2 separate regions of the Homo sapiens genome follow, and region 1 is linked to region 2. A link is a contact called in ENCODE Hi-C or POLR2A ChIA-PET data. All regions are on one chromosome and are shown on one strand. The core of a region is the stretch at or near the end of the contact, and the rest is flanking DNA. Distances in the headings are between cores, read along the strand shown. Region 1 overlaps SLC7A6 (solute carrier family 7 member 6). Region 2 holds the start of DPEP2 (dipeptidase 2).

Region 1 (3,758 bases), core at 490-2,989, 290 kb after region 2:
GAGGAAGAGGAAGTGGGGGCTGAACTAGACCTTGACTGGGAGTTGCTGTTGGCTATGGCAGGAAGAGGAGGGGAGGACATTTCTTTTTATGTGTGTGTACGGTACGAGTAAGAGAGAGAGTCTGGCTGAAGGAGAGAGTGCAAAGTGGGTAGGAGTAAGTGGAGTTGGCCTAGAGGATGGGCCCAAAAGATTTTGTAGTAAGATTTGAGGTGCACATAAAAGTTCTGTTTTTGTATGCTAGAGGCAGTACTCACAGATGTCACTGCGTTCCTTCCTGCTGGATATTGCTCTTATGTCGTCCCCATGGATCAGTCATTGTTTAGCAGGAGCAAAGTGCCGGGGCTCTCAGCACAGGGCCCAGATGTCACTGAAGTGTGTGAGGAGCTAGAACTTAAAGCCACGTGAGCCTAGGGAGTACTCGAGTGGGTGCGCTTCTCCATGGACTTCATTGAGAATTGGGAGGTATGGGTAGGAATGAGGGTGGAAGCGATCAGTGGGCTTGGGAATGTGAACTTAGAAATGGTAGTTAGCTTCTCTCACCTCAGTTTCCTCATCCATAAAATGGGAATAGGAATATCTGTATTTTGGAGTCGTGAGAATTGATGGAGAGGTGTATGTGAAATTGTCAGGCATATAACAGACTTTTCTTTTTCTCCTTTTTTTTTTTTTTTTGAGACGAGGTCTTACTCTGTCATCAGGCTGGAGTGCACGGCTCACTGCTGCCTCAACCTCCTAGGCTCAAGCGACCCTCCCTCCTCAGCCTCCTGAGTAGCTGGGACTACAGGTGTGCACCACCACGCCCAGCTAATTTTTGTATTTTTTGTAGGGACAGGGTTTCTCCATGTTGCCCAGGCTGGTCTCTAACTCCTGGGCTCACATGATCCATCTGCCTCAGTTTCCCAAAGTGCTGGGATTACAGGTGTGAGCCACTGCACCTGGCCTCATTTTTACACTTAATGCAAAACACTGTCTCTCTAATTTCTTAGGTAACCTGCCATCTGCATTCAAATTTACCTCACTTACTGATGAGTTTCTTTTGGCCATGAAGAGGTCTTGTGTCTCCTGTGGTTTGGAACCTTGGGAGTCTGGGTGGGAAAGAGTAGGTGAAATCACCCATCCCTGGGCCTGGGGGGAATTCCCAGAAATGGTGCTAGCCATCAGGATGTATAAGTATGTGTTCACGCATGCCTTCATATCCTTGAGCACCAGTAGTGATGGAAGTGCCTGTGTGCTGTCAGCTGGGGCGGGTGCAGGGTGTCCCCTCGCTTGCCAGTTCGCCTTGTTCTGACTGGTCCATTGGCCCCTTTGCCTTAGGCAGGAAGGGCAGAAAGAGTGCTCTCTGTAAAGAGGGGTTGGGCCCCTGTGCCCTCAACTCAAGCCTGCCAGTGACTTTGTGGTTTTCCTCCTAGGTCTGCTGACATTTGTGAACTGTGCCTATGTCAAGTGGGGCACACGTGTGCAGGACACGTTCACTTACGCCAAGGTCGTAGCGCTCATTGCCATCATTGTCATGGGCCTTGTTAAACTGTGCCAGGGTAAGTGGTGGGAAGGGGGGTACCACCAACAGTTCCTCTGGATTCCCTGAGGAGAACATGGCGACTCTGTTAGCTTCACTGCTCGGCTGTTTCTATGTACATGCTAGCATGTGTCAGTGAGTGCAAGAGATGGGAGTAGATTTCTTTCTGGGCTTTTTGGGCCAGGCTGGCTTGGCCAAGTGGACATGAGTCAGCCTGTCCCTCAGGGCTGGTTTCCTTTGGTGGAGGCTGGGAGCATTGCAGGAAGCCAGCCAAGGGCCTAGGAGCTCCTGAAGCTTGGGTCATGATTGGGTCATAAAAGTAATCTGTGGGGATAGAGTGGCTCCTGTTTGTGGTCTGTGACTGCCAAGCTACAAGTAGGAAGACTGGGCCCTCCTTGAGACAGGTGGCAGGGTATATGGAGCTGGAAGTGGGGTATGGAAATGGGTGGTTATTTTGCAGCCTTTACTTTTCATCTGGACTTGTATTCAGCAATCCCTCCCCAAGTCAGCTCTCAGAAAAATATTAAAATATTGTGAAATTGGCAGTGTCTTTCCTAAATGTTGGCTTTAGAAAGCTTTTCATTCCTGGATCAGAGAGGACTGGCAGTGAGGGTAACAGGCCTACCAAGATCTCATGAGCCCTAGAGAGGTCTTGAGGTGTCTTTAGCCACAGATATCTCAATCATTTCACAGCCCAGTTCTCTAGGTCATCAGTCCCTAAATGTGGCTGTGTACAGTCACCCGGGGAGCTGAGACCCTAATCTCAAATCTGTTGGATCACATTCTGGTTGGTGTGGAGTCTAAAAAGCTGTGCTTTTAAGAATTGCCCTTGGCCCGGCACGGTGGCTCACGCCTGTAATCCTAACACTTTGGGAGGCTGAGGTGGGCGAATCAGCAGGTCAGGAATTCGAGACCAGCCTGACCAACATAGAGAAACCCTGTCTCTACTAAAAATACAAAAATTGGCTGGGCATGGTGGTGCGCGCCTGTAATCCCAGCTACTTAGGAGGCTGAGGCAGGAGAATGGCTTGAAAACAGGAGGCGGAAGTTGCAGTAAGCCGAGATTGTGCCACTGCCCTCCATCCAGCCTAGGTGACAGAGCAAGATTCCATCTCAAAAAAAAAAAAAAAAAAAGAATTGCCCTTGTTGGGCTGGGCGCGGTGGCTCATGCCTGTAATCTCAGCACTCTGGGAGGCCGGGAGGCTGAGGCAGATGGATCACCTGAGGTCAGGAGTTTGAGACCAGCCTGGCCAACATGGAGAAACCCTGTCTCTACTAAAAATACAAAAAATTAGCCGGGGGTGGTGGTGGGTGCCTCTAATCCCAGCTACTCGGGAGGCTGAGGCAGGAGAATCGCCTTAAACTGGGAGGCAGAGGTTGCAGTGAGCCAAGATCTTGCCATTGCACTCCAGCCTGGGCAACAAGAACGAAACTCTGTCTCAAAAAACAGAAAAAGAAAAAGAAAAAAAGAATTGCCCTTGTTGATTCTTAGACTGCTGGTCTAGCCTGTGTACTTATATCAAGTTAGTAGAGCTAGCCATGTGGATGTCCCTGGAGGCTCAGGAGCATCCTGGGGTCAAATTGGGTTTTGAGTAATCCTCCCCTGAAGATCTGTTCCTTAGGGAACCACTGCTGTGTATGAGAATGGACACCCCTGAGGACAGGGGTCTCTATTTTCTCTTCTCTTGCTGCATAGCCAGCTCTTTTTACCACATGAGAGCTGGGTCTAGGCTTTCTTCAGGGTGTGACAATGGGCTTCCTTAGAAGTCTGGGTCTTGTTAAAGACCCCAGTATGTCCAGAGGGTCTCTGATCTGGGTAGCTGGGTGCTGTCCCCTGGGCTTTTGTGTCTGCAGTCTCTGAGGCCTCTGAGGAGAATGACAGGCTGGGCTGGCTCCCCGGAGGGTGGGGGTGGCTCAGGCCTAGTGAAAGATAAGGTCTCAGTTCCTCTATAGCATGTCATCTCCCCCATGCAACCATAGCTACCGCAAGTAGAGCAGCATAGAGTCCTTCCCATGAGGCTGATAAACCCATTGACCAAATTGTGCAGTAGTCTGGTCCAAGAGAGGTAGTTCACAGGAAGGTATAATTTTCAATGAAAAATGACTCCTTCATGTGAAATGGGGTTCTTGACATAAATAGGTAGAAGAGCTGGGGCTTGCTGTGAGATCATTTGCAGGAAATGGAAATTCTTTAGGGTTTTGGAAGAAGTATTGTCACATCAGAGGGCGGCCAAGAATGTCT
Region 2 (3,975 bases), core at 794-3,293:
CCGCCTCCCGGGTTCAGGCCATTCTCCTGCCGCAGCCTCCCGAGTAGCTGGGACTATAGGTGCCCGCCAACACGCCCGGCTAATTTTTTGTATTTTTAGTAGAGACGGGGTTTCACCGTGTTAGCCAGGATGGTCTTGATCTCCCGACCTCGTGATCCACTCACCTTGGCCTCCCAAAGTGCTAGGATTACAGGCATGAGCCACCGCGCCCAGCTCACATTTTTTAAAATGGAAGAAATAGGTATGGCTTTTCTGTAGGGAATGGGCTGGAGGCCAGGAGATCAGGAGGGGTAAGGAATGAAGGGGCCTGTAAGGGGGAGAAGCAGTGGGAACAGGAAGGAGACATTCCTGGGACATGTTTGGAAGTTGAACCCAGGATTTGGAGATGCTTTGAAGCAGGGTTGGTGGGAGACAGTAAGGAGGAATCAGCGGTGACACTTAAGGTCGGCTCTGGAGTCAGGCCCTGAGTTTCCCCGCCTCTGCCTTGTTTCCACTCTGCCCACTGCCAGCATCTAGCTAACTTAGACTGTAGCCTCTGACCCCAAATTATCCCTGTGCTCAGGTCTGTGCCACTGATATTGGCAGCTCCTAATGAGAGGTGACAGCGTGCTGCCAGTCCTCACAGCCCTCGCTCGCTCTCGGGGCCTCCTCTGCCTGGGCTCCCACTTTGGCGGCACTTGAAGAGCTCTTCAGCCCACCGCTGCACTGTAGGAGCCCCTTTCTGGGCTGGCCAAGGCCAGAGCCAGCTCCCTCAGCTTGCAGGGAGGTGTGGAGGGAGAGGCGCGAGTGGGAACCGGGGCTGCGAGCGGCGCTTGCGGGCCAGCTGGAGTTTCGGGTGGGCGTGGGCTTGGCGGGCCCGCACTCGGAGCGGCCCGCGGGCCCTGCTGGCCCCGGGCAATGAGGGGCTTGGCACCCGGGCCAGTGGCTGCGGAGGATGTACTGGGTCCCCCAGCAGTGCCAGCTCACAGGCGCTGCGCTCGACTTCTCACCGGGCCTTAGCTGCCTTCCCGGGGGGGCAGGGCTCGGGACCTGCAGCCCTCCATGCCTGAGCCTCCCACCCCCTCCATGGGCTCCTGTGCGGCCGGAGCCTCCCCGGTGAGCGCCGCCCCCTGCTCCACAGCGCCCAGTCCCATCGACCACCACAGGGCTGAGGAGTGCGGGCGCATGGCGCAGGACTGGCAGGCAGCTCCACCTGCATCCCTGGTGCGGGATCCACTGGGTGAAGCCAGTTGTGCTCCTGAGTCTGGTGGGGACGTGGACAATCTTTACGTCTAGCTCAGGATTGTAAATACACCAGTCGGCACTCAGTATCTAGCTCAAGGTTTGTAAACACACCAATCAGCACCCTGTGTCTAGCTCAGAGTTTGTGAATGCACCAACTGACACTCTGTATCTAGCTGCTCTGGTGGGGCCTTGGAGAACCTTTGTGTCGACACTCTGTATTTAGCTAATCTGGTGGCGACGTGGAGAACCTTTGTGTCTAGCTCAGGGATTGTAAACGCACCAATCAGCACCCTGTCAAAACAGACCACTCGGCTCTACCAATCAGCAGGATGTGGGTGGGGCCAGATAAGAGAATAAAAGCAGGCTGCCTGAGCCCGCAGTGGCTACCTGTTCTGGTCCCCTTCCACACTGTGGAAGCTTTGTTCTTTTGCTCTTTGCAGTAAATCTTGCTACTGTTCACTCTTTGGGTCCATGCTGCTTTTATGAGCTTTAACACTCACCGCGAAGGTCTGCAGCTTCACTCCTGAAGCCAGCGAGACCACAAGCCCACTGGGAGGAACAAACGACTCCAGACGCACTGCCTTAAAAGCTGTAACACTCACCACGAAGGTCTGCAGCTTCACTCCTGAGCCAACAAGACCACAAACCCACCAGAAGGAAGAAACTCCAAACATCCAAACATCAAAAGAAACAAACTCCAGACGCGCTACCTTAAGAGCTGTAACACTCACTGCGAGGGTCTGCAGCTTCATTCTAGAACTCAGTGAGACCAAGAACCCACCAATTCCGGACACACTAAGACAAGATTTCACTAGTGTGTGCTGTTTCCCCTGCAAGGGGGAGGGCACAGAGATGGCTTTGGGTGAGGTTAGGGGGAGGATAGGCCTCCTGGTTGGCTAACACTTGTTTACTTCTGGGGCATGAGTGTTCATGTGAGCCCACGATGCCTGGCCTGTTCCTCTTTTAACAAAGTCTGGTAGGACATGGTGGCTCATGCCTGTAATCCCAGTAATTTGAAGGTCGAGGTGAGAGGATCTCTTGAAGCCGGAGGTTTGAGACCAGTCTAGGCAACATAATGAGAACTCTAAGAAAAAGGAAAAAAAAAAGTGGTGCATGCCTGTGGTTCCAGGTACTTACGAGGCTGAGGTGGGAGGTTCGCCTGAGCCCAGGAGTTTAAGGTTGCAGTGAGAGACGATGGCACCACTGCTCCCTAGCCTGGGCGACAGAGTGAGACCCCATCTCTAACAAAACGAAAACAAGATCCAATGCATCCTCCTGCCTGAAGTTCTTCCGTGGCTTCTCATTGCAGAAATCTACCGAATTTCTTTCTTTGGCTTTCAACTCATGGAGAGTCTGCTCTCACCAGCCTCTCCAGTCTCAGCAAATAGCACAAACTTTCCTGTCCTCCAAAATCTGGCCACCTCAGTGATGCTACGTCCCCCCATAGAGCCTTGGCACAACCTCAGCCTCCAATTGGTAGGGCTGTTGAGGCAAGGCCAGGATAGGAAATCTTGCTACCAGGAAGGAGTAGGTGGGTGAACAGCTTTTCCCTCTACTTCCTCTTCTATGCAGTGTTTGCATAAATCAAGACCTGCAGAGGAGGCAGCAGTAGAAACAGTTTGCTCCAAGGACCAAACTTATTCTGGTGTGCAGCTCACTCGCCCCTACTCATCTCCAGTGTATTTCAAGAGTATGCAGGGAAGGAAAAAGTCAGGCTGAGTTATAGCTGCACAGGCTGCCTCCCATGCTCAGAGCGCAGAGGTGGGGTGCAGCTGGGGCTTACTCAGTATCCAGCAGTGCCCAGATGATGATCATCTGCATCCAAGCCCCTCTGGTCCTGGAGACTCATGCTTCCCTTTGATGTCGCCCTGGATCTGCTCCCATGATGTCTGATACAGACAATTCCCAAGAAACAATAGTCTTCCAAGCCAGAAAGCAGCCTGGCCACTGTAGACAAACATCCTCCAATCACCAAGCTGAAGCCACCCTTCCTGAAACGTCAAATAGCTAACATAACATTTTTCTTCCACAAAAGGAAGTCAATGTTTATGTTTCTAGGAGAAGTGCAATAACCCCAAATGCATCTTTATCTCCTGAATGCATCTAGAACCTTCTGCTCAAGCCTTACCAACCAACCCCTACCCCGCCAGCCTCTCTGTCCAACATTCCTGGGGTGCTTTTTTTTTTTTTTTTTGGAGTGCGAGGGCACGATCTCGGCTCACTGCAACCTCCACCTTCCAGGTTCAAGCGATTCTCCTGCCTCAGCCTCCCAAGTACGTGGGATTACAGGCATGCACCACCAGGCTGGCTAATTTTTGTATTTTTTTTAGTAGAGATGGGGTTTCACCATGTTGATGAGGCTGGATTGTCTCGAACTCCTGACCTCGGGTGATCCACCAGCCTTGGCCTCTGAAAGTGCTGGGATTACAGGCATGAGCCACTGCGCCCGGCCTTTTTTCTTTTCTTTTTTTTTTTTTTTTTGAGACAGGATCTTGCTCTGTTGCCCAGGCTGGAGTGCAGTGGTGCCACTTTGGCTCACTGCAACCTCCGCCTCCCAGGTTCAAGCAATTCTCCAACCTCAGCCTCCCTAGTAGCTGGGGCTACAGGCATGCACCACCATGTCCAGCAAATTTTTGTATTTTTAGTAGAGACGGGATTTCACTACATTGGCCTTGAACTCCCGGCCTCAGGTGATCCACCCGCCTTGGACTCCCAAAGTGCTGGGATTACAGGCCTGAGCCACTGTGCCTG

The links. A loop is a pair of places that touch in the nucleus more often than their neighbours do. ChIA-PET counts read pairs that join two places held with the same protein, here RNA polymerase II (POLR2A). Pooled maps may share reads with other maps.
Region 1: a map of B cell shows a loop between it and region 2 (14-fold over the local background). The contact joins the enhancer-like site here to the promoter of DPEP2 in region 2. A Hi-C loop is called at or near these places in 1 of 168 maps with a recorded cell type or tissue (B cell) and 1 of 50 pooled maps. POLR2A ChIA-PET finds 5 or more read pairs at or near these places in 3 of 52 experiments (OCI-LY7, activated CD8-positive, alpha-beta memory T cell and activated naive CD4-positive, alpha-beta T cell).

The regions. Positions count from the first base shown.
Region 1 is chr16:68,286,337-68,290,094 of GRCh38, forward strand. SLC7A6 (solute carrier family 7 member 6) reads left to right here. Exons shown (of 11, transcript NM_003983.6): 4 at 1,410-1,535. Among named protein-coding and RNA genes, the nearest start is that of SLC7A6OS, 23 kb to the right of the region's middle. RefSeq lists a silencer at 30-324 and enhancers at 3,107-3,246, 3,277-3,326. Within about 2 kb of position 1,740, at least 22 of the 41 ENCODE cell types and tissues checked have a DNase peak (open chromatin) inside an H3K27ac peak, as active enhancers do; they include B cell and OCI-LY7, where a contact is called at or near this core.
Region 2 is chr16:67,997,441-68,001,415 of GRCh38, forward strand. DPEP2 (dipeptidase 2) reads right to left here and starts at 2,044. Exons shown (of 11, transcript NM_022355.4): 1 at 1,935-2,044. RefSeq lists an enhancer at 467-983.